Linked DNA regions of Homo sapiens: regions 1, 2, 3, 4, 5 and 7 are each linked to region 6. Evidence: chromatin loops called from intact Hi-C (ENCODE). Cell type or tissue: mammary epithelial cell. All regions are shown on one strand.

Evidence for each region. Hi-C counts contacts between places; a loop is a spot of excess contacts. Peaks named below come from ENCODE experiments on the same cell type or tissue, not always from the same donor. Only the 100,000 strongest peaks of a DNase experiment are listed, where the experiment ranks them.
Region 1: a loop joins it to region 6, with 19 times the contacts of the local background. A loop is called at or near these places in 2 of 110 quality-filtered maps.
Region 2: it touches region 6 in a loop (9-fold over the local background); 87 of 110 quality-filtered maps call a loop at or near these places.
Region 3: it touches region 6 in a loop (10-fold over the local background); 2 of 110 quality-filtered maps call a loop at or near these places.
Region 4: it touches region 6 in a loop (5-fold over the local background); 2 of 110 quality-filtered maps call a loop at or near these places.
Region 5: a loop joins it to region 6, with 4 times the contacts of the local background. A loop is called at or near these places in 6 of 110 quality-filtered maps.
Region 7: it touches region 6 in a loop (15-fold over the local background); 89 of 110 quality-filtered maps call a loop at or near these places.

The regions. Positions count from the first base shown.
Region 1 is chr2:111,886,005-111,890,004 of GRCh38, forward strand. It overlaps the pseudogene EEF1E1P1. Among named protein-coding and RNA genes, the nearest start is that of ANAPC1, 3.8 kb to the left of the region's middle. In mammary epithelial cell, a CTCF peak has its summit at 1,909 (motif pointing right); no DNase peak of the experiment used is centred here.
Region 2 is chr2:112,597,992-112,601,991 of GRCh38, forward strand. LOC124907869 (a long non-coding RNA gene) reads left to right here and starts at 1,868. Exons shown (of 2, transcript XR_007087193.1): 1 at 1,868-2,322. In mammary epithelial cell, a CTCF peak has its summit at 2,212 (motif pointing right); a DNase peak (open chromatin) is centred at 2,260; H3K27ac peaks cover 1,388 bases.
Region 3 is chr2:112,120,151-112,124,150 of GRCh38, forward strand. No RefSeq gene overlaps it. Among named protein-coding and RNA genes, the nearest start is that of FBLN7, 16 kb to the right of the region's middle. In mammary epithelial cell, a CTCF peak has its summit at 1,706 (motif pointing right); no DNase peak of the experiment used is centred here.
Region 4 is chr2:112,257,203-112,261,202 of GRCh38, forward strand. No RefSeq gene overlaps it. Among named protein-coding and RNA genes, the nearest start is that of ZC3H8, 4.2 kb to the left of the region's middle. In mammary epithelial cell, a CTCF peak has its summit at 2,412 (motif pointing right); DNase peaks (open chromatin) are centred at 559 and 2,409.
Region 5 is chr2:112,670,874-112,674,873 of GRCh38, forward strand. It overlaps LOC102724955 (a long non-coding RNA gene), which reads left to right and starts at 3,426. Exons shown (of 4, transcript XR_001739643.2): 1 at 3,426-3,619. In mammary epithelial cell, no CTCF peak of the experiment used is centred here; no DNase peak of the experiment used is centred here.
Region 6 is chr2:112,725,085-112,729,084 of GRCh38, forward strand. It overlaps NT5DC4 (5'-nucleotidase domain containing 4), which reads left to right. Exons shown (of 17, transcript NM_001393655.1): 12 at 90-156; 13 at 298-468; 14 at 1,154-1,205; 15 at 1,594-1,654. Among named protein-coding and RNA genes, the nearest start is that of NT5DC4, 6.1 kb to the left of the region's middle. RefSeq lists enhancers at 1,011-1,730, 1,731-2,449. In mammary epithelial cell, CTCF peaks have their summits at 1,131 (motif pointing left) and 1,819 (motif pointing left); DNase peaks (open chromatin) are centred at 887 and 1,797; H3K27ac peaks cover 1,575 bases.
Region 7 is chr2:112,624,338-112,628,337 of GRCh38, forward strand. No RefSeq gene overlaps it. Among named protein-coding and RNA genes, the nearest start is that of SLC20A1-DT, 18 kb to the right of the region's middle. RefSeq lists an enhancer at 143-282. In mammary epithelial cell, a CTCF peak has its summit at 2,369 (motif pointing right); DNase peaks (open chromatin) are centred at 234 and 3,214; H3K4me3 peaks cover 229 bases; H3K27ac peaks cover 4,000 bases.

The DNA of each region.
Region 1 (4,000 bases), 840 kb before region 6:
TCATAGGTGGGAATTGAACAATGAGAACACATGGACCCAGGAAGGGGAACATCACACTCTGGGGACTGTTGTGGGGTGGGGGGAGGGGGGAGGGATAGCTTTAGGAGATATACCTAATGCTAAATGATGAGTTAATGGGTGCAGCACACCAGCATGGCACATGTATACATATGTAACTAACCTGCACATTGTGCACATGTACCCTAAAACTTAAAGTATAATAATAAAGTTTAGATTTACAGAAAAACTGCAGATAGTCCAAAAATTTCCCACATACCCTATACCCAGTTTCTACATCCAGTTTCCCTATTATTAGTATTTTACATTAGTATAGTACATTTGTTAAAATTAATGAAATATCAACACATTATTAGTAATTAAAATTCATACTTTATTCAGTTTTTTTTAAGAGAGTCTTGCTGTGTTGCCTAGGCTAGAGTGCATTGGCACAAACACAGCTCACTGCAGCCTTGAACTCCTGTGCTCAAGCAGTCCTCCTGCTTCAACCCCCCAAGCAGATGGGACTCCAGGTGCAAGCCACTGCATTAGTTTGTAGAATATCCCTTAACTGAAATTTGTCTGATGTTTCTTCATGATTAGCCTGGGGATATGGATTTCAGGAAGGAAGATCATAAAGTGTCATTTTCATCACATCATATCAAAGGTACTTATCAACAGTATCACTTATCGCTGCTGATGTCAACCTTGATCACCTAACTGAGATAGTGTTTGTCAGATTTCTCTACTATGATGTTACATTTCCCCACTTTCCATATTGTACTCTTTGGAAGGAAGACAATATGTGCAGCCCTCAGTTACAGAGTGAGGCCAGTTGATTTTGTTGTTGTTTTACAAACTTGCAAAAGCAAATGAAGGAGGGAAGCATCTTTTCAACAGTTAGTGTTGCAATATTTGTATATTCAGATGGAAAAAATGAATCTTGATTCATACTACACACCATATACAAAAATTAAAGTGCATCAAAGACCCAGATATGAGAGTAAAGCTGCCGGGCGCGGTGGCTCACGCCTGTAATCCCAGCACTTTGGGAGACCAAGGCAGGCGGATCACCTGAGGTCAGGAGTTCAAGACCAGCCTGGCCAACATGGTGAAACCCCATCTCTACTAAAAATACAAAAAATAAATAAATAAATAAAATAGCCAGGCGTGGTGGCAGGCGCCTGTAATCCCAGCTACTCAGGAGGCTGAGACAGGAGAATCACTTGAACCTGGGAAGCGGCGGTTGCAATGAGTCGAGATCACGCCATTGCACTCCAGCCTGGGGTACAAGAGCGAGACTTCGTCTCAAAAAAAAAAAAAAAGAGTAAAGCTATACACTTAGAAGAAAACATAGCTGTAAATCTTCATAACCTTGGATTAGGCAATGATGTCTTAAATATGGTACCTAAAGCACAAGGAACCTAGGAAAAAATTTGATAAGTTGGAGAAAAGTTTTAAATTTTGTGCTTCAAAGGTATTGTCAAGAAAGTGAAAAGACAACTCACAGAATGGGGGAAAAGATTTGCAAATAATCTGATAAGAGTCTGTTATCCAGAATATGTGAAGAAGTCTTACAACTCAACATAAAAAGACAACCCAGTCTAAAAATGGGCAGAGGATTTGAACGACATTTTGCCAAAAATATATTATACAAGTGGCCAAAAAGGACGATAAAAGATGACCAACATCATTAGTCATTAGGGAAATGTAAGCCAAAACCACTTCACACCCAGTAGGATAGCTGTAATCAAAAAGACAGACAATAACAAGTGTTTATGAAGATTTGGAGTTATTTGACCCCTTGTACATAATTGATAGGAATGTAAAATGGTGCAGCCGCTTGGTAAAACAGTTTGACAGGTTCTCAAAAAGTTAAACGTTGGTCTCTTCCAGGAGCTACCGCCAGAAGATGGCAGCAGCCGCCAAGTTGTCACTACTAGAGAAGTCCCTGGGACTGAGTAAGGGGAATAATAAATAAAGTGCTCAGGATGAGTGACAGATTCTGGTTCTTCAAACAAACAATGGTCCAAGTCTAACAGGATTGACTACTATAGCAGCTCATCTAGTCAAGCAAGCTAACAAAGGATATTTGCTAGGGAGTACTGCAGAAGAAAAAGCAATAGTTCAGCAATGGTTACAATACAGAGTCACTCCAGTAAAAATGATAGCCACACACTGGTTTTTTTTTTTAGTTTTTTTTTTTTTTGAGATGGAGTCTCACTCTGTCACCCAGGCTGGAGTGCAGTGGCGCTATCTCTGCTCACTGCAAGCTCTGCCTCCTGGGTTCATGCCATTCTCCTGCCTCAGCCTCCCGAATAGCTGGGACTACAGGCGCCCGCCAACAACGCCCGGCTAATTTTTTTGTATTTTTTTTATTAGAGACAGGGTTTCACCATGTTAGCCAGGATGGTCTCGATCTCCTGACCTTGTGATACGCCCACCTCAGCCTCCCAAAGTGCTGGGATTACAGGCGTGAGCCACCATGCCCAGCCCACACCCTGTTGAAGGATCTTATTTCATATCTTGAAGATAAAGTCTACCTTACAGGATATAACTACCTTTGCAGATATCCTATTGTACTATGGACTTCATCGCTTTATAGTTGACCTGACAGTTCAAGAAAAGAAGAAATATCTTAATGCGTCTCGCTGGTTTTGTCACATTCAGCATTATCCAGATATCAGGCAACATCTGTCTAGTGTTGTCTTCATCAAGAACAGACTATACACTAATTCCCACTAGAAGCTATCCGTGCCGTACAGAAGATGTATTAAAAATGTTTTAACTGGAAAATGTATTCTGACCACAGGACTAATATAAATTAATATACAGTCATTCATTATTTGTTGAAATCTATAGAATTTTTAAAGTGTCAACTTGTGTCTGAATGTTTTATTTGTTCTTTAGTTGAAGCTTTTTTTGTTTGTTTTTTTTTTTTGAGATGGAGTCTCACTCTGTCTCCCAGGCTGGAGTGCAGTGGCGCGATCTCAGCTCACTGCAAGCACTGCTTCCCGGGTTCACGCATTCTCCTGCCTCAGCCTCCCAAGTAGCTGGGACTACAGGTACCCACCACCACGCCTGGCTAATTTTTTGTATTTTTAGTAGAGACGGGGTTTCACCATGTTAGCCAGGATGGTCTTGATCTCCTGACCTCGTGATCTGCCCATCTCAGCCTCCCAAAGTGCTGAGATTACAGGCGTGAGCCACCACGCCCAGCCTTTAGTTGAAGTTTTGCAATGTTTTATGTAAAAATTTAACTGCTATTAAAAAAACAAGTTGAGATCAAGTTACAAAATTAACCTTGTTTTTAACAAATGACATTTATTTCAATAAAAGTTGCAAATCAGTGGTTTAATCTAAAATAAAAATAGGTGTCCTTTCAATGGTTGACATATTTGGCTATTTATTAACCTCTTTCATATTCTCAAATTTCTTTTCCCCTTTTGGGTATTTATGGAAGTTTGTTAAGAACTGTGATTAAAAGAAAAAAAAAAAAAAAGGCTGGGCACAGTGGCTCACGCCTGTAATCCCAGCACTTTGGGAGGCCAAGGTGGGTGGATCACCTGAGGTCAGGAGTTTGAGACCAGCCTGGCCAACATGGTGAAATCCCCATCTCTACTAAAAATACAAAAAAAAAAATTAGCCAGGCACAGTGGCAGGCGCCTGTAATCCCAGCTACTCAGGAGGCTGAGGCAGGAGAATTGCTTGAACCCAGGAGGCAGAGGTTGCAGTGAGCTGAGATGACGCCATTGCACTCTAGCCTGGGGGACAAGAGCGAGACTTCGTCTCAAAACAACAAAAAAAAAATTCTGTGTGTCTACACTAGATACCCCTAGATGGCACATATAGGTTTGTGACCTATCTGTCTCCAAAGTTGAGAAACAGACAGAAAGAGTTACAAACAAGATATTATAAAAGATTAATTACTATACCTTGCTTTTATGAGGAAGGGAAAAGGCTTTTTATTTTTAATTTTTACACACAAAAACAACCACAAGCT
Region 2 (4,000 bases), 130 kb before region 6:
AGCCTGACCGACATGGAGAAATCCTGTCTCTACTAACAGTACAAAAATTAGTCGGATGTGGTGGTGCATGCCTGTAATCCCAGCTACTCAGGAGGCTGAGGCACAAGAATTGCTGGAACTCAGGAGGTGGAGCTGAGATCATACCACTGCACTCCAGCCTGGGTGACACAGCAAGACTCTCTCTCAAGAAAAAAAAAAAGAAAGAAAAAGAAAAAGAAAATGTAGGCCAGGCGCAGTGGCTCACACCTATAATCCCAGCACTTTGGGAGGCCGAGGCCGGCGTATCACCTGAGGTCAGAAGTTCGAGACCAGCCTGACCAACATGGAGAAACCCCGTCTCTACTAAAAATACAAAAATTAGCCAGGCATGGTGGCACATGCCTGTAGTCCCAGCTACTCGGGAGGCTGAAGCAGGAGAATTGTTTGAACCCGGGAGGCAGAGGTGAGCCAAGATTGCGCCATTGCACTCCAGCCTGGGCAACAAGAGCAGAATTCTGTCTCAAAAGAAAAAAAAAGAAAAGAAAAATTAAAAAGAAAAGAAAATGTAGAAATAGGGCCAAGCGTGGTGGCTCACACCTATAATCCCAGCACTTTAGGGGGCCAAAGTGGGAGGATAGCTTGAGGCCAGGCGTTTGGGACCAGCCTGGGCAACATAGTGAGACCCCATCTCTTAAAAAAAAAATTAAAATAAGTAGAAAGTGTAAAAATAGGTACCTCATAAGCTATTGTTCATGGTACACACATTTTGGAGGAAAATTGCTGATACATTCCAAACTCTGCATGCTTGTTTGTGCCCGAGTTCATTTGGGATTGGGAGGGGAACTGAAATCACAAGAGAAATATTCAAGGGGTTCTCACACTCTCTTTGTATTGTTTGAAATCTTGTGACAATTAATTTATGTATTACTTCAACAGTTTGTAGGAAGCTTAATTTTTTTTTTTTTTTAGATGGAGTTTCGCTGTTGTTGCCCAGGCTGGAGTGCAGTGACACAATCTCAGCTCACTGCAACCTCTGCCTCCTGGGCTCAAGCGATTCTCCTGCCTCAGCCTCCCAAGTAGCTGGGATTACAGGCGCCCACCACCACACCCGGCTAATTTTTGTATTTTTAGTAGAGATGGGGTTTTGCCATGTTGGCCAGGCTGGTCTCAAACTCCTGATCTCAGGTGATCTGCTTGCCTCGGCCTCCCAATGTGCTGGGATTGCAGGCATGTGCCACCACGCCTGGCCAAGTTTTTATTTTTATTTTTGCTGTATTATTTATTCCTAATTACTTTGAATCATGCTAGTTCATGTGGTCTTTAAAAGTTTTTACTCTTTTTGATTAATTTTTATGTGTTAGTCTTGGATTGATTGACATTTTAATGTTAATTCTTTTGTTGCCATCATTTAGATATTTGTACCTTTCTTTTGAAGTTATACCTATCCTTCACTTAATGACTAATTTATTCCTAAAAACTTTGCTGCTAAGTGACAAACCTGCATATGAAAAAAATATTTCTATTAATTTTAATGAGAAAATACATCATTTATCTCAATCCAAGACACGTGAATAATTTTAATAGAAAAAAAATCAACCAAATAAAGAAAACATATTTATGTCAGTAGTAAACAACAATTTTTTTTTTTTTTTTGAGACGGAGTCTCCCTCTGTCTCCCAGACTGGAGTGCAGTAGCATGATCTTGGCCCACTGCAACCTCCGCCTCCCGGGTTCAAGCAACTCTCCTGCCTCAGCCTCCTGAGTAGCTGGGGCTACAGGCACGCGCCACTACGCCCGGCTAATTTTTGTATTTTTATTAGAGACAGGGTTTCACCATGTTGGCCAGGCTGGTCTCAATCTCCTGACCTCGTGATCCACCTGCCTCGGCCTCCCAAAATGCTGGGATTACAGGCGTGAGCCACAGCGCCCAGCCCAACAAGTTTAATGTAAATAAATATTATGTGCATAGAACTTCGTGTAATGTAGATATGTTGCCTTCCCCAAAAGAGGAACTCAGGACTTGACCATCGGGGAAGGGGCATTTTTCATCTTGCACCATTGTCCTCACCAATTTTTCAGTCTTTTGGGAGCTCATGATTACAGTGCCCTCAAACTTTACAGAAAATAAACTTATGGCACCCCAAATACGTTTGAAACAAAATTAAGGCTAAGCAAGGGCGTTTCCTAGCATGGAAGCATGCATGGAATTAAGATGCTGGCTCTGCCGCCGACCAGGAGGTGGCGCTGTCCCACACAGACCAGAGGCAGCTGCTTCCACGTGAGGCCTCCGGCTGGGAACTGCGCATGGAGATTTTGGGGTGTGTCTTTGCTGGAAACCCTAAGGTCAAGTATTACTTCTTACAGTGTACTTATTTAGTGTGTTTTTGGGGAGTCATTATACTGTAAAAAGGGAGTCATTACAAAAAGTGGCATAACTTTAGTTATTAACTGAATGGTGCTATGTGCAGATAAGTCCATAGCCCTGTATTTTAAAGATAATAGTTTATTCTTTCTACTTCTTAGGTTGGACATTGATTACACACATGTTTATTATAATATTTTTAAGAACACAAAATAAATGAAAGCAGGGTATGTATAGAATGGTGATGAGAGTGTATTATGAAACAGATTTTGATCTATCTAAGTCTGAGCTCTCTTGAGGTACAAAAATTAGAAGGAATTAGTAAAATTAAAACCTGATGTGAATAAAACAGGAAATAAAAACAAGGCAAAAGATGATTGAAAGGATTAATCTCAAATTGCTTCTTTCAGGATAAACTATATGCACCCTTCAGGAGACTGAATAGATAAAGAAAGTAAAAGGTTAAAAACAGATGCATTTAGAAATCAGAAAGGAATGTAATCAGAAATTGTCTGGAGGCTACTGCATGCCACTCTAGTAAAAATATTTCCTGCTGAACTTCTAAGGATCATATTTGACACAAGATGTAGAAAACACAAGTGTCCTAGTTACTGTGGAAAAGTTTGGAAAGGTGATTAAAAAAACGTTGTTTTTATTTTTTGAGACAGAGTCTCACTGTATCGCCCAGGCTGGAACGCAATGGCGTGATCTCGGCTCACTGCAACCTCCGCCTCTCAGGTACAAGCGATTCTCCTGCCTCAGCCTCCCAAGTAGCTGCAACACCACGCCCCGCTAATTTTTGTATATTTATTAGAGACAGGGTTTCACCATGCTGGTCACGCTGGTCTCGAACTCCTGACCTCGTGATCTGCCCACCTCTGTCTCCCAAAGTGCTGGGATTACAGGCATGAGCTACCATGCCCAGCCAAAAAAAAAAAATCGTTATATATATATATAAAATCTCCTTTCTCAGATTTTCCTCCTGTGGACATTTTGCTTTATTTGCTTCATTGCTTTTCTTTCTCTCTGTTCTTTTATTTTTGGAGACAGCATCTTGCTATTGTTCAGGGTGGCAACAGCAGTGGTGTGATCATGCAGCCTCGACCTCCTGGGCTCAAGTGATCGTCCTGCCTCAGCCTCCCACATAGCTGGGACCACAGGTATACACCACTATGCCCAGCTAATTTTTTTTTTTTTTTTTTTTGGTAGGGGTCTTGCTATGTTTCCCAGGCTGTTCTCAAATTCCTGGGCTCAAGGAATCCTCCCACCTCAGCCTCCCAAAGTACTGGGATTACCGGTGTAAGTCACTGTGCCCGGCCTCTCTCTGTTCTTAACATTTTTTTTCCCTGAACAATTTGAGAATGTGTTGCAGACATCATGGCCCTTTACCCCAGATGTAGTGTAGAGTGCACTAGTGAGGGAGCTTCTGGTATCAATGGGAAACTCACTGGTGGAGTCTCCATAGGCTAGGAGTGACAGTGAGATACGATGCCATTGAACTGGGCTCCCTAGGGTTAATGGGAGTGACAGGATTCTGAAATAGCAGAGGCAGGTGGAGGCACTTAACCATCAGAGACAAAGTGAGTACAAATTACTGGAATGGGCAGCAAGCCTGGACTGGTAGTCAGGGTGCCGTGATACGCAGATACCTGTGGCAAT
Region 3 (4,000 bases), 600 kb before region 6:
CCATCCTGGCCAACATGGTGAAACCCTGTCTCTACTAAAAAAAAAATACAAAAAATTAGCCGGGCGTGGTGGCGGGCGCCTGTAGTCCCAGCTACTCGGGAGGCTGAGGCAGGAGAATGGCGTGAACCCGGGAGGCAGAGCTTGCAGTGAGCTGAGATTGGGCCACTGCACTCCAGCCTGGGCGACAGAGCGAGACTCCGTCTCAAAAAAAAAAAAAAAAAAAAAGTAGAGAAAGGATTGAGTGGAAAAGCACTGGGGTGGCATACATGGTTAGTGTTGAGGCTCAGCCAGGCTGTGGTCACAACTTGATTTTAGCCTTTCAGAAACTTAAGACAAAAAGTTTATTTCTTGCTCATGTGACAATTCTTCAGTAGGTATAGAGGTGGGAAGGGCCACCCTCCTCCACATGTCCCTCAGACACCCGGGGTTTATTTCCATCTTGCGGACCCACCATACCCTAGGGCCTAATTTTTACCCCTAATTTTCTAAGAAACATATTCAACATAAATATGTAAAAATAATAGTGCCTTGGCCAGGCGCAGTGGCTCACACCTGTAATCCCAGCACTTTGGGAGGCCGAGATGGGTGGGTCACGAGGTCAGGAGATCGATACCATTCTGGCTAACACAGTGAAACCGCATCTCTACTAAAGATAGAAAAAAATTAGCTGGGCATGGTGGCAGGCACCTGTAGTCCCAGCTACTCGGGAGGCTAAGGCAGGAGAATGGCGTGAATCTGGGAGGCGGAGCTTGCAGTGAGCCGAGATTGTGCCACTGCACTCCAGCCTGGGCGACAGAGCGAGACTCTCAATAATAATAATAATAATAATAATAATAATAATAATAATAGTGCCTTAGACTATGTATCAGAAAATCTAGAAAAGTGTGTCTTGGTTCACAGCTTAATCTTAATTAATTTAAAAAATCCATCTTGCTGTAAGTAGATGGGACATGGAGAATTTTCTTCATGGACATTCTCCCACCTTTGACATGTGAGGAGTGAGAGGGACAAGATGGATAGTCCCAGAGGGAAAGGAAGGGCTGTTGTCATAAGACTGATGACCATTTTGGCAGACTTGGGAGCACTTGCAGAGTGCCAGGCTTTGGTAACCACTGTATTCTCACAGTAGCCAATGAAGTATTAGTTCCCTTGGTTCATAGATTAGAAAACTGAGAGAGAGGTTAAATAATTTGATAGTTTACCATCCTGGCAGGTGGCAAGGCTGGTATAATACTGGTGGGAATCATCCTAGAAGGGTTGTCCTCGAAGTCCTGAGGAGAGAGGAGTTTCGGTTAACAAAGTGCTGTTTGCTTGTTAGAGAAGGTTAAGTAAGACAATGTATCTAAAGTGCCTGGTGCATAGCCTTCAGGAGGCAGCTAAGGTTAATGTGAAAGGTACAGCAATGATTGAGGGGTGACTGAGACTCAATTGAAACAAATGGCATATGAAATTCAAACACATTCCAGGATTGATTCACTTGTATTAAGATGAAGTTACCCAGAGCAAGTTTTATGCCCCTTAAGTGATAGGGAATGTACAGCTACATTAACAGAGGTGACCTGATATTTACATCTGGTCAGAGGCTGACCTGATTTATATCTGATTTCAGATGTAAATAATTTTGACAGTATTTCCTTAAAATCATTTTGAAAAAACAAGAAGCTGCAATGGAAGTTTATGCACAGGAAAAAATGTGAAAGCTATCCAGCAGGTGGTGCCAAAGTAATGTCTCTTGAAGAGTTCTAATCTTTTTTTCTTTTCTCTAATTCTTCCCTTTACAGATTTTATAAATTTACTTACCAAATGCCACTAAACAAATTTGGGGATGAAGAAAAAAACTTAAAAATAATTCACACAGCACTGCCCTGGAAAAACAGTTATTTTGGTATATTTTAAAACTTTAAAGCTGGAAAGAGCCTCTAAGATCATCTTACAAATGAGGAAATGGAGGACCAGGAAAGTGTCACTGGCTACAGTTCCCTCAGACCAGGGTTGAAGACTGCCTCCTAGTTTGTTTTTCTCACCTCTGGTCCTTATTGTCAGGGGGAAAGAGATGCCACAGAAGGGTTGGACTGGGCATCAAAACTTGAAATACATTTTATATACTTTGGTGACCACTTGCTACGTCATTTCATATGACTTCATTGTCTTTTCAGCTTCCAAATTCTTGTTTCTACATGGTCATAATTCCAGTTCTCTGTTTCTTCATTTGATAAGTGGAGATTTTCTTGGGGTTCAGTGGAGTCTGCTGGAAAGGCTTGTCTTTATTTGACCTGAGTCACAGCTTTCCCAGTGCTAAATGCCTCTTTCCAGGGGATACTTATTAAAAATATTCACAGGCATGTTTTTTAATGTCACAGCTGCCTAAAGCAAAAAATAACATTCAAAGCAAACAACAGACTGACCAAAAACCTTAAAAGGAAAGTCTAAAGAATGAGATGACCATAAGGCCTTTGAAAAACCTTCAACATACTTACAGGAATCTAAAAGGTCACATGCATGCATAGGGCTCTGCATGCTCAGCAAAGACCACAAACAAGAAGTGAAGGCTAAGGCAGAGTTAGTTGTAAACTGCCTGAATGAGTGCTGAAGGTGTGCCCCACCATACACACAAGCACCTCGGCAAAGACTGGGAGATTTACTGGTTCCGAGAGGTTAAGAAAGTCTCTGTCCAATAATTGTCTAACCATTACATAACTGAGTAGAGACTTCAGTGACCACATATCACAAAATATACAGACTTTACGGAATTAGTTTAGAGAACTCACTAAACAACTACTACAACAAGTAGTAACAACAGCAAACCATTGAAGGGGAAGGAACTGGTTTTCAGAGTTACCACATTATATTATTTAAAATGTCTAGTATTTACCAAAAAATTATGACATAAGCAAAGAAATGACAGTGTATCTCTCACAAGAAAAAAAAGAGCATCAAAACAAAATGTTCCTGAGAAAGACCAGATGTTTGACTTACTAGACAAAAACTGTAAGCTGTTTTGTAAGTATTCAATGAGCTAAAAAAGTATAAATGCAAAAGTATGAGAATGATGTTTGACCAAATAATGTCAATAGAGATAGCAATGATAAAAATGAACCAAATGAAAATTCTTATATTGAAAAGTACAATAACTGAGACAAAACATTTATTAGAGGGTGCTCAAGAGCAGATCTGAGCAGGTAGAAGAAAATCAGTGAATCTGAATATAGGTCAATTGAGATTATTCAGTGTGAGGAACAAAAAGAAGATAGAATGAAGAAAAATTAACAGAATCTCAGAGACCTGTGGAACAACCTCAAGCATACAGACACACACGGTGAGAGTACGAGAAGAAGAAGAGAGAGGAAGAAAAATACTTGAATAAATAGTGGTTGAAAACTTTTCAAACTTGACAAAAAACAGTCTACCTAAGCAGAAAGATTAGCAAACTCCAAATAAGATAAACTCAAAGAGATCTGTACTGAAACATCATAATCAAATGATGGAAAACCAGAACCAAAGATGGAGTTTTGAAAGAGAGAAGTGACTCATTGCCTAGTAAAAATCCTCTGTAACATTAACAACTAATTTTTCCCCCTCAGAAACTATGGTGGTAAGAAGGCAATGGGATGATATATTTAAAGTACTGAAAGAAAAACCGTCAGTCAAGAATTCTATATCCAAGCAAACTATCCATTCAACATGAATAGAAATACAGACAGTTGAGATAAAAACTGAATTTGTTGTTAGTAGTTTTGCCATGCAAGAAATACTAAAGTAGGCCAGGTGCGGTGGCTCACGTCTGTAATCCCAGTACTTTGGGAGGCTGAGGCGGGTAGATCACCTGAGGTCAGGAGTTCGAGACCAGCCTGGGCAACATGGTGAAACCCCGTCGCCACTACAAATACAAAAAGTAGCCAGGCGTGGTGGTGAGCAACTGTGATCCCAGCTACTCAGGAGGTTGAGGCAGAAGAATCGCTTGAACTGAGGAGGCAGAAGTTGCAATGAGCTGAGACAGTGC
Region 4 (4,000 bases), 470 kb before region 6:
AAATAAAAAATATAATACTGAAATTTTTAAAAATCAGTGGATGGGGCTGGGCGTGGTGGCTCACACCTGTAATCCCAGCACTTTGGGAGGCCAAGGCCGGTGGATCACAAGGTCAAGAGATAGAGACCATCCTGCCAAAATGGTGAAACCCTGTCTCTAATAAAAATACAAAAATTAGCTGGGCGGGTTGGCGCACGCCTGTAGTCCCAGCTACTCAGGAGTCTGAGGCAGGAGAATCGCTTGAACCCGGGAGGCGGAGGTTGCAGTGAGCTGAAATTGCGCCACTGCACTCCAGCCTGGGAGACAGAGTGAGACTCCATCTCAAAAAAAAAAAAAAAAAATCAGTGGATGGTGTGGTCATATTAAAATGTGTTCAAAAATTCCTTAACACTTCTCCCTGCAAAAGTTGGAGATTTAGTCCCCTCTTCTTTAATGTGGATAGGATTTACTTATTTATTTCTAACAAATACAATGTGGCAAAAGTGATGATGCATGATTTCTGAGGTCATAAGAAGACATTGTAGTTTCTGCCTTATTCTCTTGAATCATCTGCATGAAGGGAAGTCAGTCACCATGTCATGAATCACTCAGGCAGCCTGTGGAGAGCCAGCCATGTGGGTGAGGTACCTTGGAAACAGATCTCCCAGCACTAAGCAAGCCAGAAGACATCTCGACAGCAATCCCGTGAGAAACTGTGGGACAGAACCACCCAGCTAAGCAGCTCGCAGATTCGTGACCCACAGAGGATATAAGAAGATCAATGTTGGGCCAGGTGTGGTGGCTCACGCCTGTAATCCCAGCACTTTGGGAGTCTGAGGCAGGTGGATCACCTCAAGTCAGGAGGTTGAGACCAGCCTGGCCAACATGGTGAAACCCCGTCTCTACTAAAAATACAAAATTAGCTGGGTGTGGTGGCGCATGCCTGTAGTCCCAGTTACTTGGGAGGCTGAGGCACGAGAATCGCTTGAACCCAGGAGGCGGAGTTTGCAGTAAGCCGAGATCGCGCCATTGCACTCCAGCCTGGGCAAGAAGAGCAAAACTTCATCTCAAAAAATAATAATAATAATAAAGAAGATCAATGTTTGTTTTTTTAACCACAAAGTTTTAGGCCAATTTGCTGTCCTCTATAGCAATAGAAAAGTGAAATTCCCTATTATTATAAAGCAGATGGCCTAAACATAAAATTATCATATGACCCAGCAATTCCACTCCTAGGTATATACCCAAAGGAATTGAAAACAGGGACTGAAACATATATTTGTACATTCATGTTAATTGCAGCATTATTCACAATAGCCAAAAGGTAGAAACAAACCGAGTGTCCATCCACTGATTAATGGATAAAATGTGATATACACATAGGATATTATTTATCCATAAAAAGGAATGATGCTCTGATACATGCTGTCAGAACTGAATTTTGTATACTAGCTGAACTTTGAAAACTGTATGCTAAGTTAAATAAGCCAGGCACAAAAGGACAAATATTGTATGATTCCACTTACGTGAAATATCTACAATAGGGAATTGTATAGAGACAGACAGTAGATTAGAGGTTACCAGGGACTGAGAGAGGGTGAAACGGAATTGTTGCTTAAAAGTGACAGAATTTCTGCTTGAGGTGATGGGAAAGTTTGGAAATACATAATGGTGATGGTTGCACAACAATGTGAATGTAACTAATGCCAATGAATTATATGCTTAAAAATGGCTGGTCAGACACAGTTGCTCACTCCTGTAATCCCAGCACTTTGGGAGGCCAAGGCAGGTGGATCATCTGAGGTCAGGAGTTTGAGACCAGCCTGACCAACATGGTGAAACCCCGTCTCTACTAACAATCCAAAAATTAGCCAGGCGTGGTGGCGGGCACCTGTAATCCCAGCTACTCGGGAGGCTGAGGCAGGAGAATCGCTGAAACCCGAGAGGCAGAGGTTGTAGTGAGCCGAGATGGTGCCATTGCGCTCCAGCCTGGGCAACAGAGTGAGACTCCGTCTCAAAAAAAAAAAAAAGTTGAAATGGCAAATTTTATATTTCTTTTACCAAAATAAAATAAAGCAGTTGGCATGTTAAAATGGTGAAATGGCCTGTGATAACTCAGCTCCAGTATGAGCTAGATATAATACCTTATGAGTATGTGCTATAAATCAACAATCACCAATACATGGTGCTGTTTCTCCCATAGCCAGTATACACAGGGTCTGGGAATCAAGGCTTCCAAGTGGGAGTAGGTCCTCTCTGTATTATTCCTAGTGATGCCCTAGAATAATGTTTGCTGCCTATCTCCACAACTTTGGGCTCTGCTGGTTTAGAGCAGACTTTTTCAACCGTAACATTATTGTCATTTCGGCCTGGATAATTGGGGACGGTCTTGCGCATTGTAGGAAGCTTGGCAGCATCCCTGGCCTCTGCCGCTAGGTGTCAGTAGCAGCTGTTCCCCAGTTGTGGCAACCCAAAATGTCTCCAGACATTGCCAAATGTCCTCTGCGGGGAGCAAAATCGTCCTCACTTGAGAACCACCGGTGTAGCGTTAATCCCAAAAGTAGGAATGTTTGCATCAAGGGGCGTGACAATGAGTCCATTAAACTTGAGGTTGAGACTGCCGTTTGGCCACCTTAGGATCCTCATGCCAGTGAATTAACAGGTAAAGAAGGGGCTTACTGTATTGGCAGGGGTGATTAATCCTAACTATCAAGTTATCCTGACTACATAATGATGTTAAGGAAGAGTATGTCTAGGATGCAGCTGATTTCCTGGGCGGGAGACTAAGTAATCCTATGCTCTATGATTAAAGTTAATAGAAAACACCACCACCACAGGCAGCACTGAAAGTGCCCCAAACCCTTCAGGCATGAAGGTTTGGGTTATCCACCTGTTATCAGGAGGGCACTTGAGTGTAAGTTGTGGTGGTCCTTGGTGTTTTCAACAAAGAATTAGACAAAACGCACAAAGTAACAAAGGAATGAAACACAGGGACGAAGCAGCAAAAGCAGGAATGTATTAAAGCGAGAAAGCACTCCACAGGGTGGGAATGGGCCAGAGCAAGCAGCTCAAGGGCCCAGTTGCAAAGTTTTCTGGGTTTTAAGTACTCCTTTTGAGGTGCTTATAGATGAAGGATTTGGTCTCTGGCTAATTAAAGGCTGAGGTGAATTGGTGCCCTATGTAGATGAAGCGATGGTCCCTGCCAGGCCCTCGGCCAATCCAGGGCACTTTCCTTTTCCATCTGAGATGTGGTAGATGGGGGAGAGTTGTAGGGAGAGTAGCCTTTGATCCTTTGCTACTCTGGTGTGAGGAGATGGGAAGGGGGGGTTCCTTTTGGTTCAGCTTTAGGATATTTACAGTAATTGGCCTTAGGATCCCTTCCCCCAGACCCAGGTGTTTTCCTTTTGATCCAGCTTTGGGAAGTCAGCGTGAATTGGCCTCAGATTCCCTGCCCCCAGACCTTGGTGTTTTTCCTTGATTCAGCACGAATTGGCCTTAAGTTCCCTGCTTCCAGACCCTATTCTCCTGCCTCACGCCCAGCAAGGAGTCAAGACCAGCTTGGGAGAGCAAAGAGAACACGGCAAAGAGTAGGAGCAGAAGGTAGTTGTACAAATATCAGCTGCAACTGATACAGGAGCTTAAAAGAAATTGTTTAGGCTGTTAGTGAGGGCAAGCGAGTCCTCAGTAAGGTTTCCCTTTTAATAAAAAAGCAGCTCCAAAATCATTTCTAACAAAGAGCAGCCTGAAAAATCAAGCAGCAGACGTAGAAAAGCAAGCTAGAACCTTGCAGAGGTAAATGCTGGCAGCTGTGCCAATAGAAAAGGGCTACCTAGGAGCCAGGCATATCCAACATGGAGGCTCCATCTTCCCTTTTCTTTGTCACCACATGTACAGTCAGGGAACAGGCAACATGGCACCAGCCAGGTAGCAAACCTATCTGCATAATAAAAGATTAGGGTGGGGTTGCTAGCTTCTTCAAGCACCATGTAAATGGCGCACCTGGTCCAACCAATCCTTTGCA
Region 5 (4,000 bases), 54 kb before region 6:
CATGTAATATAAAGCTGCTTAAAGACCAAAGGTACAAAGTTAGACTTATTCATTAAAGCTGAGTTGTAGTGTCCTCTGTAAAATCTAATGGTATGGGGATGCCTAGTCTATGAAAACCCTTTCTCCATTGTAATGTTTGTGCGGGGTATATAGAGCAAATATCTTAGTAACCAATGGGTTTTCTCTTGGCTCACACCAAAATCTTAATTTAGTGCTCCAAATTTTGATGAGGTTACTGAACTGATACCCCATGGTGTGAAAGTTGTTTCTCTTTTTAACACTGTTCTCTGCCTTATCTTTACCTCTGCTTGAGAGAGATCTAAATTCTTCAAGCTTCCATTGTTTTGCCTCACATACAATGAAGTACTGTATTTGAAGAGCCAGGGAAGGCCAGCTAGCTGGAGATTGTGGAGGTGCTCAGCCCAAACTTCCTTTTGTGACAGGTGGAGACTTTTGAGACATTATTAATGGTTTTTTTTTTTTTTTTTTTTTTTTTTTTTGAGACAGAGTCTCATTCTGTCACCCAGGCTGGAGTGCAGTGGCATGATCTGGGCTCACTGCAACCTCCACCTCCCAGGTTCAAGCGATCCTCCTGCCTCAGTCTCCCGAGTAGCTGGGACTACAGGCACGTGCCACCATGCCCAGCTAATTTTTGCATTTTTAGTAGAAACGGGGTTTCACCATGTTGGCCAGGTTGGTCTCAAACTCTTGACCTCACGATTCGCCTGCCTTGGCCTCCCAAAGTGCTGGGATTACAGGCGTGAGCCACTGTGCCCAGCTATTAATAGATTTTTAAAACAACTATAAAATAAAACATTAGAGCTGCTCATCGGCAGTTGTACTTACCTTTCTAATGATAAGGGTTTTGTGTAAACCCCTTTTGTTGCTGGATTTCTTAGTTTCTTCCTAACACACTGTGGTGCACTGGAGAATGATACTGCATTTATTAAAAGGAGCAAGATGCTTATTTTCTGGGAACTGCTGAAATGGTAGCAAGATCTCCCCTCCCAGGATATTATTGCCGAAGACCTAGATAGCAGGTCTCTACTTCCCATTCATTCTATTTCTAGAAGCAAGCAAATGTTCTCTAATTGCAGGCTTGGGATGAATGTCTCAGCAGTGTTTCCTGCTGTGCTAATTGGAAAAATACAATTTTCAACTAACTGTGTCCTGCTTTGCAAAATAATAGTTGGCATCCCAGTTGCCAGTTTGGTTCCTAATGTGAACTAGTACTTTTTAGTTTAGCACTGAAGATAATAGAACTTTGGAAATCCCGGGGAGAGCTGTGCTGTATACAAGGCCCATTGGAGATCTCATGTCAGCCCATAAGAATAAGTGCCTATTGATCTCTTTTTCTAGAAGCCTTTATTGAATTAAATTTTAATTTGAAAATTTTGGGGGGCCGTGTTCTGGGAATAATAATCGATATTGTCCATTAGTTGAACAGTCCTGTGATGGACCTTATGTGTACCTTATTGATTTGGAACGGAGGTTAATTTTCTTTTAGCTAAGATCTTGGCTTCTGGCAAGCTCTTCGTCAGCCTAAATGTGGTTGGCCTTGCCAGCTTTTTGGAAAAACTGTCAGCTTGGGAATAGAGATTTGGTCAGAGTAACTTCTGTTTAGAATCTTTTTTTTTATACTGGTTGTCTTGTTTCATGTAGAATTACTTTCTCACATAGAGAAAGGGTTTAAATTTTTTTTTTTTTAATTGAGATGGGGGCCTCACTCTGTCACCTAGGCTGGAATGCAGTGGTGCCATCTTGGCTCACTGCAGCCTCTGCCTCCCAGGCTCAAGTGGTCCTCCCACCTCAGCCTCCCAAGTAGCTGGGTCCACAAGTGCACGTCAACATGCCCAGCTAATTTTTGTATTTTTGGTGGAGACGGGGTTTCTCTGTGTTGCCCAGGTTGGTCTTGAACTCCTGAGCTTAAACAATAGGCCCACATTGATCTCCCAAAGTGCTGGGATTACAGCTATGAGCCACTGCACCTGGCAAGGCTTTACATTCTAAGTTTCCACTGGTGGCAGAGATCTTAATGTCAGTTGATTAAGTTGAGTTGATTAACTCAGCCTACCTGAGTTCTGATTCCATCTCTACTACTTACAAGTTGCATGGCATGGGATGTTGTTTAATCTTTCCAACCTTCAGTCCTCTTGTCTAAGGACTGGTGATGATAACAGTGCCTTATGTCAGAGGATTTTCATGAGGATTAAATAAAATAATGCATGTAATGTGTGTAGTGCCTGACTTCATAAGCACTTCATAGTGTTTATTAACTGACCTCATTCTCCATATAAATATATGTAATTTTTCTTGACATGGTAATATTCCACTTGACATTGATTCTCTAAGGTACCTTTTCCTGCCTGTGGTGTGACAAGTAATTTTCCTTCACTGTAACTTCATTTCTTAAGTCTAAAATAAATTTAATTTTGGTGAATTTGCCTTTAAATGCCCTATATTAATTAGGATTAGATTGAGCTGCGAGTGACAGAAAACTGCAATAACAAAGAACAGAAAGTTTATTTCTCTCCTACATAAATAAAAGAAGCCCAGGCCTATTATGGTGGCTCCATGGTCATCAGGATGGAAACACAGACTCTTTCTATCTTGTTCCATCCTCAACATGTGGTTGCGACTTCGAGACCCAAGGACCCAGAGATATCAGTTGTCTCATTGTTGGTGATATTAAGGTGTTCACATCACTAATAGCAAGGAATTTGGATGCCTTAGTAAGATATATTTCCATGCCAGAGGGTGGCATATAAATCCCACTCCTGATTCCAATTTCTGCATCAGGATCCAGTCAGGAGACAGAAATCTGAGTTATTTTAACAGAGCCTTTAATGAGAGTTGTTAGCTAGGTGTAAAGTGTTAACCAGGTAACTGAAGTGGCAAGAAACAAACATTAAGGTGTTATGGAGGTAGCAATCACTGAGGCTATAAGAGCTGAGGAAGCGTCACTCCCTGGCTGGAGCTGCTGTGTTGGCTTGGAAGGGTCCTGTGGGCCTGGGCCCTGGCTGCTGAGGAGGGCAGGCAGGCAGCTGGTGACTTGAAAAGGTGCATGAAGGGGTTGGTTTGGTGAGAGCTGAAGAACCACACACAGCACCCAACTGCTATGTCAGAAAGAACTGCTGGCCGGGCGTGCTGGCTCACGCCTGTAATCCCAGCACTTTGAGAGGCTGAGGTAGGAGGATCGCTTGAGGTCAGGAGTTCGAGACCAGCCTGGTCAACATGGTGAAACTACTAAAAATACAAAATTAGCCGGGCATGGTGGCGGGTGTCTGTAATCCCAGCTACTCAGGAGGCTGAGGCAGGAGAATCGTTTGAACTCAGGAGGCTGAGGTTACAGTGAGCCGAGATTGTGCCACTGCACTCCAACCTGGGCGACAGAGCAAGTCTCCATCTCAAACAAAAAAAAAAAAAAAAAAAAAAGGAAGGAACTGCTGCTATCAGAGTGAAGAAATGTGAGGTCACCCTTTGCGGGAACAGGAGGCGAGCCGGAGGAAGTTCCTTTTCCTCTCTCCAGCCTCGCCGTCTCAGCAGAGCGAAACAGGGGAGCCCCTGGCAAGCAAATGTTGGAAGGTTCCCAGCCCAGCGTCACAGCAGAGCAGAGAGGGTAGGGTTTGGAGCTGAGATATGATTGCTTCACAGCCCACAAAGGCGGTGTCTGCCAGGTTTCTCCATTGTGGAAGTGTCTTTTCCCCTTGGAATGAATGCATTCTCTGGGGGTCGGGGGTGGCGATGCTTTGAGATTGTGTGAATGTCACATGCTGCCACAGTCTTTCTGCCAATGGCCTTAGTATCTACTAATGAATCTCACCTGAATCAGTTATTATGAAGGTGGTTGTAAAATTATTTTCTATTTCTCTCATTCCTTGTACATCCGTTAGTTGGCATTCTTTGGTAAAGAAGAGCTTTCCCTTCTCCCTGGCCCCCATCCCTGGGAAATGTGGTTTTTAAGTGGATGGGCCACATACCCAGCCAAAGTTGGAGTTCT
Region 6 (4,000 bases):
TCTGCCACTCCCAGCTCCCTGCGACCCTCCCTAGCTAGAGACCAAAGATGTGGTTCTCCTGGCTCCAGGGCACCCCTCTGCCCCTCCAGGACTCAGGAAAGCTCCACGTGGGCACCTACACAGGGCCCCACCAGCACTGTGCTGTCTACTCTGGAGGTACCAGCTCCCACCATGCCCCATCACTCCTTGGGCACCCTCCTTCCCTCGACTAGGAGCCCAGGCCCCTCACCTGCCCCGAGTCACCTACCCCAAGGCAGGAAGGGCAAACGAGTGTCTGTCCTCCCCTTGGTGGGGCAGGCTCTTCGGACATGGTGTGCGAGCTGCTTGGGGTTCGGGGGATGGACATCCTGTACATTGGGGACCACATTTTTGGGGACATTCTCAAGTCCAAGAAGCGTCAGGGCTGGCGGACTTGCCTGGTGGTTCCTGAGCTGTCCTGGGAGCTGGACATCTGGGCCCAGGAGAAGGGTGAGCTGTTGGGGTCTGGAACAGTCAGAGGGGCACTGGCCTCCCATGCAGAGGCCCCAGCACTGCCTTCTCCTTTTTCCCGTGGGGGGTTAGTAGTTGTGACCAGGAATCCTGGCCACTCTGTTGTTTCTGAGGGAGGAAACAGACAAAGACATACAGACCCAGAGAGGCTAAGCGGCCTGCCCGAAGTCACACAGCCAGTAGGGGGAAAGCTGAGAGTCAAATCCACTTCTCCTGACCCAAGAATCCCGTGGTGTTTCTGCAGGCGGTGCCTTCCTCCTGCACCTGACCCCACCCTCCCCACCCACCCCAAGGATGTTCAGTGAGTGGAAGGTACACACCTTCCACCCAGGTATGACTTGAAGTCATCCTCCAGGGCAGGGAGTTGTGTGAGCCCACACAATTTGGGCTTTGTCCTGAGAGCTGAGGCTTTAGGTTTGAGTCATTGCCGTGTGACCTCAGGAAGGTCACCTGACTCCCTCACCTGTCCCATGGGGCCTACGGGGCCTATGCTGTCCCTGCCTCAGTCTGGGCAGAGTCTCACGTGATGTAAGGGGCCAGGGGTGTTATGCACACAGCTCAGGGTGTGCAAGTCCTCCGCTGGGCCAGGGCAGACACAGGCAGGCAGGGCCAGTGGGTGACACAGGCCGTCACTCACCCCCACTGACCCCTGGTGGCTTTTCAGAGCGGTTGGAGGAGCTGAAGAGACTGGACACGCACCTGGCAGACATATACCAGTGAGACCCTGGCCTTTCTGGGGGTGGGATGGGGCAGGGAGAGGTATGGAGGGGCAGTGGCTCACATCCCTGCCTGGCGGCGAGGTCCCGGCCAAGGTTGTCAGAACATCAAGATCTGTTTCAGGCTGGGCTTCCCTAGCAAACTGAATGTGGGGACCCCTCTCACCCCCTTGGGACTGCTCACACTCTGTGACCTCTAGGCCCTTCCTCTGAACCTATCCAGCACTCAGGGACCTGCCCTCGCACGCATGCACACACCCAGCCCGGCACCCCCACTGGATGCCCGCACGGTGTCCCCCCACCCGACCCCTGCTGGGGTCTAAGGAGACTGTCCTGGCACTCGGAGGCTCTGTGCCTCCCCTGGGTCACCTAGCTATTTTTGTACCAGGCACATGGATGGGAGCAGTTGTGAGCTGCAAGTCATCAACTTCACCAAGAGAGAGATCCAGGTGGGAGCTGGGTGGCGAGGGAAGGGACAGGCCCAGCAGGGGCGGAGCCGGGTTCACTTCCCCACTGCTTGCCTGTCGGCTTTGTCCTCGGTGCCAAAGGCCCAGTTACCCCATTCTCCTCAGCCTCGCCTGGGCTCCACCTGCCTTGTCAGCCAGCGCCCTCTGCTGGCCGACATTCCAAAGGGCAGCGGTACCCTCTTGAAGGGCTGAGTTGAGCCTGATTTGCAGGCTTTGCCTCCAGTCCCACAGTCTTTGCCAATCACCCTGCCCGGGAAGTGCCTGCGTGCTAGCTGGGCCCTTATTGACTGACTAGCCAGTTCTGATAGGAAATGTGATTTAGGGCCAGTGAGCCCAGGGTCCTTGGAAAAGAGAAGAAAAGACAGTGTTCCCTTGTGGCATTACTGACCGGCCACCAAAAAGCTGGAGGTGCCCATGGGTCAGCCAGGTGGAGGGAGTCAGGTCACTTGGTCATCCCAAGCCCAGCTGGGGCCGATCACAAAGGGTCTTTGCAGAGCCTTTTACAAAGCACAGCCGTTTGATCTTCCCCACAGCCTTAAGAGGTGGATGGAGCAGGGATTGTCACCTTTATTTTACAGATGAGGAAACTGAGGCTCAGAGAGAGGTCATCCTGGGAGTAAATGTTGGAACCATTCTCTAGGCTCTAAAAGCAGACAGGAAACAGGGCCTGGTGGCGGGGTGGGGCCTGCCAGGATAGTAGGAGCGAGGCTGGGGGTGTCGCCTTGCCAAGTCCTCTGTTGGACTCAGATGGTAAATGAAGCTGTGGGTTTAGTCCTGGGTGGTCCATCTTCAGGGCCAGGCAGGTAACTGTGATGGAAAGCTGCAGCGGGGCCTGTGGCAAAGTGAGGAGCTGCCCCACCTCCAAAAGCCAAGTGTGCAGCCTGTGGGTCTACAACATGCTGCTCCTTCCTACAGAGAGTCACAGGTTTCAATGTCCCCCGGTGAGAGGCCCAGAGAGGCCAGGGTTGCCCAGAAAGGGAGTAGGCCAGGTCAGGCCTAAGCGGGCTGGGATTTCAATTCAGTGTGTTGCCCCTCTGGCCAGAGGGTCACCCAGGAGCTGGACCTGTGCTACAGCACCATGGGCAGCTTGTTCCGCTGCGGTTTCCGCCAGACACTCTTCTCCAGCCAGCTGATGCGCTATGCCGACCTCTACACTGCCGCCTGCCTCGACCTCCTGTACTTCCGAGTGAGCTCAGCTCTCTCGGGCGGCCCCGGAGTTGGTGGGTCCCTGCGGAATCTCCACGGCTGTTTGTGAACATTTATCCTAGAAGGACCCACTGGTCCCCAGCCTTGCTAGGAGCTTGCAAGGTCACCAGCCCTAATCTCCCACCTTCAGACTCAGTGGGATCACAGTCTTGCAGATAACTGTCTGTGTCTTAACAGACGCATGGGAAGAGTTAGGTTTATACAGATAAGATGCCTCGGCAGGGATGTTCTTCCTCATGCCCAACCTTAACTCCTGCTTTAGATTGAGACCACACTATCTCGTCATTTCCTTGGTAGAAAGGATATCAGTTGCAAGGAGGAAGGCACAGTCCTCCTACCCTCAGTAAACATACAGTGGCTTCCGAAGGGGTGGAGGAGGCAGCAGATGATACAGTAAACACTCTGGCTGGTTTTCCTCTGGGAGACCGGAGGATGCTTCTGGGTTAAAAACAGGGTGGTAGAGGTGGCTACGATGGCACTGGGCAAGGGTTAGTAGGAGTCATGGGACTGGCCAGCTCAGGGCTTCCCTGGAACCTGCACGTGTCAGTCCTCCCAAGTTGGCATCATCATTTCCATTTGATAAGACGTAGAGCTTGCAGTTTAGGATCTGAACTTGAAGCTAGACCTCTGAGGCTCCCTGTCGCCTGCCTTCCCTGCTGCCCTTGGCTGCCTTCCAGACGTTTGAGAGGGGAAAACCATTTATTGAGTGTCTGCTGTGTTTCCTGCACTGGGCTGGGTGCTTTTCATCGATTATGCTTAATGCTCAATATAACTCAGCAAAGTAGGTTTTATCTTCCTCATTTTATCATTGATGAGGAAGCACAGAGAATCTAAGTGACTTGCCATCACACAGCTAGTGGACCACACAGCTGGGATGTGAGCCTGTCAAGCTCCAGGGGTCACACTGTGTCTCCTGCACTGTGCTGCCACACACATGGGGGAACTGGCTTTCACCGGGCGGCCTCATCTCATCTCTGGACTCTTAGATGGGCTGGCCCAGACCGCTCCTGTGGGCAAAGCTGGGGGTCCAGGCATAGCCCTCTGTGCTGGTAGATATTATTGTTAAAGTAGAGACCAGACAGGTGAAGAACACACCAACCCCCCATCCCCAAAAGTGACAAG
Region 7 (4,000 bases), 100 kb before region 6:
ACCCCAACCTAGAGTTTCTGATCCAGTAGTATTGGGGTGGGGCCTGAGAATTTGCATTTCTGACAAGTCCCCAGATGATGTTGATCCTTATTCTCCTGGCCCATAGACCACTTAATTAAAGCCAGCAAAGTAGTCATCAACGTTGACCCAGGATATAAGCTGAAGATGATGAACAGCCTTGAGGCAGTAAGGGAGGCCTGCCCTCCAACATCAGGAAGCCAAGTGAAGGCGTGACTCACCAGGGCAGGGTGGGGTTCCTGCGTGTGAGAAACCAGAATTGAGAGCTGCACCAGCTGTGTGGCCCCAGGTTTCTCAGGGTGAGGAGAGGCAGCCCAGGGGAAAGGCACTCGGGACCACACCCCAACTCACCTACCCTGTGTAAGTTTTTTCCATTGCATGTATCAACATCTAACATGTCATATATTTGATTTACCTCATTTATTCTCTGACTCCTTGCCTCCTGTTAGAATATAGGTTCTCTAGAACAAGGATTTTTATATGTTTTATAGAAGAACAGTAACTGAATCATAGCAGGTGTTCAAATACTGACTGAATGCATGCCTATATACATATAACTATGTTCATGATACTGTTTCTAGAAGGATCCACAAGAAAATGGCAGCAGACTGTCTCTGGGCAAGGGAAATGGAGGAATGGGTGGGGCAACTAAAACTTTTTACTGACTCTATAGCTCTTTGAATTTTTCCTTTTTTTTTTTTTTTTTTTGAGATGGAGTCTTGCTGTGTCACCCAGGCTGGAGTGCACTGGCGCAATCTTGGCTCACTGCAACCTCTGCCTCCGGGGTTCAAGCAATTCTCCTGTCTCAGCCTCCCGAGTAGCTGAGATTACAGGCATGCATCACCATGCCCGGCTCATTTTTGTATTTTTAGTAGGGACAGGGCGGGAGTGGGGGAGGGTTTCACCATGTTGGCCATGTTGGCCAGGCTGGTCTTGAACTCTTGACCTTGTGATCCACCCGACTCAGCCTCCCAAAGTGCTGGGATTACAGGTGTGAGCCACAGCGCCCAGCCGAATTTTTCCTATGTATCTCATCTAGCTAATCAAAAACAGATCTCTATTGTTGATTAGGAAATATAAATTGGAAGAGAAATAGGTATAATAGGAAAAACCTGAGGGAGCCCCATTCCCCCTCCCCAAATCTGGTGAGATCATTGTGTAGAGCTAAGTGAGAACGCCTGAAATATGCTTGAAGAAACGTTCATCTTTGATGGGGCATTCAGCTCAGTCTCATGCAGCCCTACCCCAGCCCCAAACTGGGCCTGGTCCTATCCCAGGACAACCCTAGGGGGGCCCCAGAGTTCCCTCCTAGAAACCAGAAGTTCCCAGCCCTTCCTGCTGCCCACCCCACCCCATGGACACGTGCCCATGTGTCAAGTAACAACAGTTAATAGTGAAGTGGGCTAGAAACACCCTGTGGCTGCCTCAGGAAGGAGAGAATATCTCTAAGTCCAGTGAGCTCAAGGTGGAACAAGAATCCAGGTGTTCAAAGGGAAGGCAGAAGGAAATGATGAGAGAAAAGGGGGATTTGTGCTCATCTCAGCAGGAACCTGGGTTGGGGCTGAGGAACTAGGAGAAGCCATGCCCCGGGGAGCCTGGAGGAAGATGCCCAGGCCAGAGCACCAGCTTGGAATTGGGAGAGCCAGGCAGGACCCCGAGTAGACATTAGGGGTTAGCGTCTGTTAGAGGAAGTTGAGGAAGAAAAACAATAAAGTTGCCCTTCCAAACAAGACAGAAGCAGTTTCTACCGTAGGTAACCGCTGGCCTAGTTATTTATTCAATATATATTCACTGAGCACATCGTCGTGCTAGGCCCTATGTCAGAAAAGGGATTTTGGGGCCAGGCACGGTGGCTCATGCCTATAATCCCAGCACTTTGGGAGGCTGATATTGGCAGATCGCCTGAGGTCAGGAGTTCAAAACCAGCCTGGCCAACGTAGTAAAACCCTGTCTCTAGGAAAAACACAAAAATTAGCTGGGCATGGTGGCTGGTGCCTGTAGTCCCAGCTACTCCGGAGGCTGAGGCAGGAGAATCACTTGAACCCAGGAGGCGGAAGTTGCAGTGAGCTGAAATTGCACCACTGCACTCCAGCCTGGGTGACAGAGCGAGATTCTGTCTCAAAACAAAAAAGAAAAAAGAAAGGGATTTTAATTAAATGCAGACTTACAGGACCTGAGACTACCTTCCTAGAGACTGAGTCTTCTTTGGAAGGCGGCAGGGATGCAGCAGCCCACAATCAAGCCATTCCCACCTCACGAATGTGGAGAATCTGAGAGGGGGTGCCTCCTTCCCCTGTGGGATTTTCTGTGGTCTCAGACCCCACAGCAGCTTCTATGCTCACCCAGCAGAGGGCAGCCTGAGCTCAGGCGCCATCTTCCCAGCACCTGCTTAGGAGACGGGACAGATGGGCACCTAGCCCCCTCACTGCCCACTGCAGGGTGGGCATGGTGCCCACTTGCTGGTGGCAGCAGCACCAGAGAAACAGGATGCACCAGGAGGCTGTAAAAAAAGGCTGTTTTTGAGTTCTCCCTAAGCCGTGATGGTGCTGCCTGGCAGATGCTCGGCCCTGGCATGCTGCCACACTCACCCTCTGTAGCATCCTGAGACTAAGGATCATCTCCTTCTCATTCCAGAGCAGCCTGCTCACCCTGCTTCTACTCCCTGTTTCTCCGAGGCATAGAATCCTCGGGAGGGACCCCAGAGCTGGAAGGGACTTGGTTGCTGCTAGTGCTGGAGTTGCCATTTCAAATAACTTCAAAGGGCAGGCAGGGAGCCTGAATTTGTGAAGCTGACTTAGGGTAAGATGGCAGGAAATGGTAGTGGCTATGCCGAACTGGAGAAAAGAGCCTTGTGCAAAGGCACCTAAATTGAATTGTTTTTCTAACTGTGAGTAAGATAAAATGCAGCCACAGGCTGAGTTGGGACATGAGTTGGCTGCCAGTTTCCTCCCTGTCCAGTTCACCCCTTAACCTTCGAGATGGGCAAACAAAGGTCCAGAGAGGGCCCAAGATAGGGCCTGATTCCCTTCTCACCAGAATCCAGTTCTGTAGTGCTGTTTATTCCTTGGGGGCACAGGGCAAATATTAAGCACAAAGAGTTGGGGGTGGTGTGGACGTCTAGCTCTGCCTGCCCCACGGCTGCTGATCAGTCTTGGATTGCTTCATTTCCTTCCTTGGCCACAGATCTCCTGTTTGGAGAAAGCAGCCTCCTCCAGAATACAGGGCACTCCTTTTCCTCAGAGTGAGTCACAGCCTCCGAGCAGACTTGTGGACAGCTTACTCCGAGACAGAATTCTCCACTCCCACTGCTTTTTCCAATGAATACCTCCAGCGGTGGGCCTCCACTGCCTTGGGCCACCGCCCTAGGGCTGCGAACTTTAATTTACTCAGGTTTTTCCCTCCTTAAAAAGAGGTCCTACAGAGAAACACCCAGGGGTCTTTTGGCCTTGATTCTTCAGATCTCATTTAAAAAAAATAGATAGATAGATAGATAGATAGATAGATAGATAGATAGATAGATAGATAGATAGATGGATGGATGGATAGATAGATAGATTAGAAGCATAAAGTGCTGTTTTCTCATAAGGTGTGAAGGTTGCAGGAGTGTGGCTGGTACTTGTCGTGGCTCTGCAAGCACCAAGAGTGGTTCTTCAGAAATCCAGGCTTGTACCTGAATTGCCTCCATCTCCAGGAGAATCAGCAGGCCATGCTGAGCTTGATGGGGATGCTTCACTAGGGCAGGAAACCTGAACCTCAGTCTCCTGGGTAGCAGGAACTGGGTTGTGGCCCCATTACCAATCATAGAGACACCTTTGGGACCTGGGGTAAGTATTTATGATATAGCTAGTCATGTGAAGAATGAGGGGAGGATTAGGACACAACTAAGGCCACTGTCACAGAGCTCCTGCCCGCCTAGCACCTCCCAACCTCCCAACCAACATGTGCAAAAGATGGCCAGAGTCCTGAAAAACTGGTCTCGAAA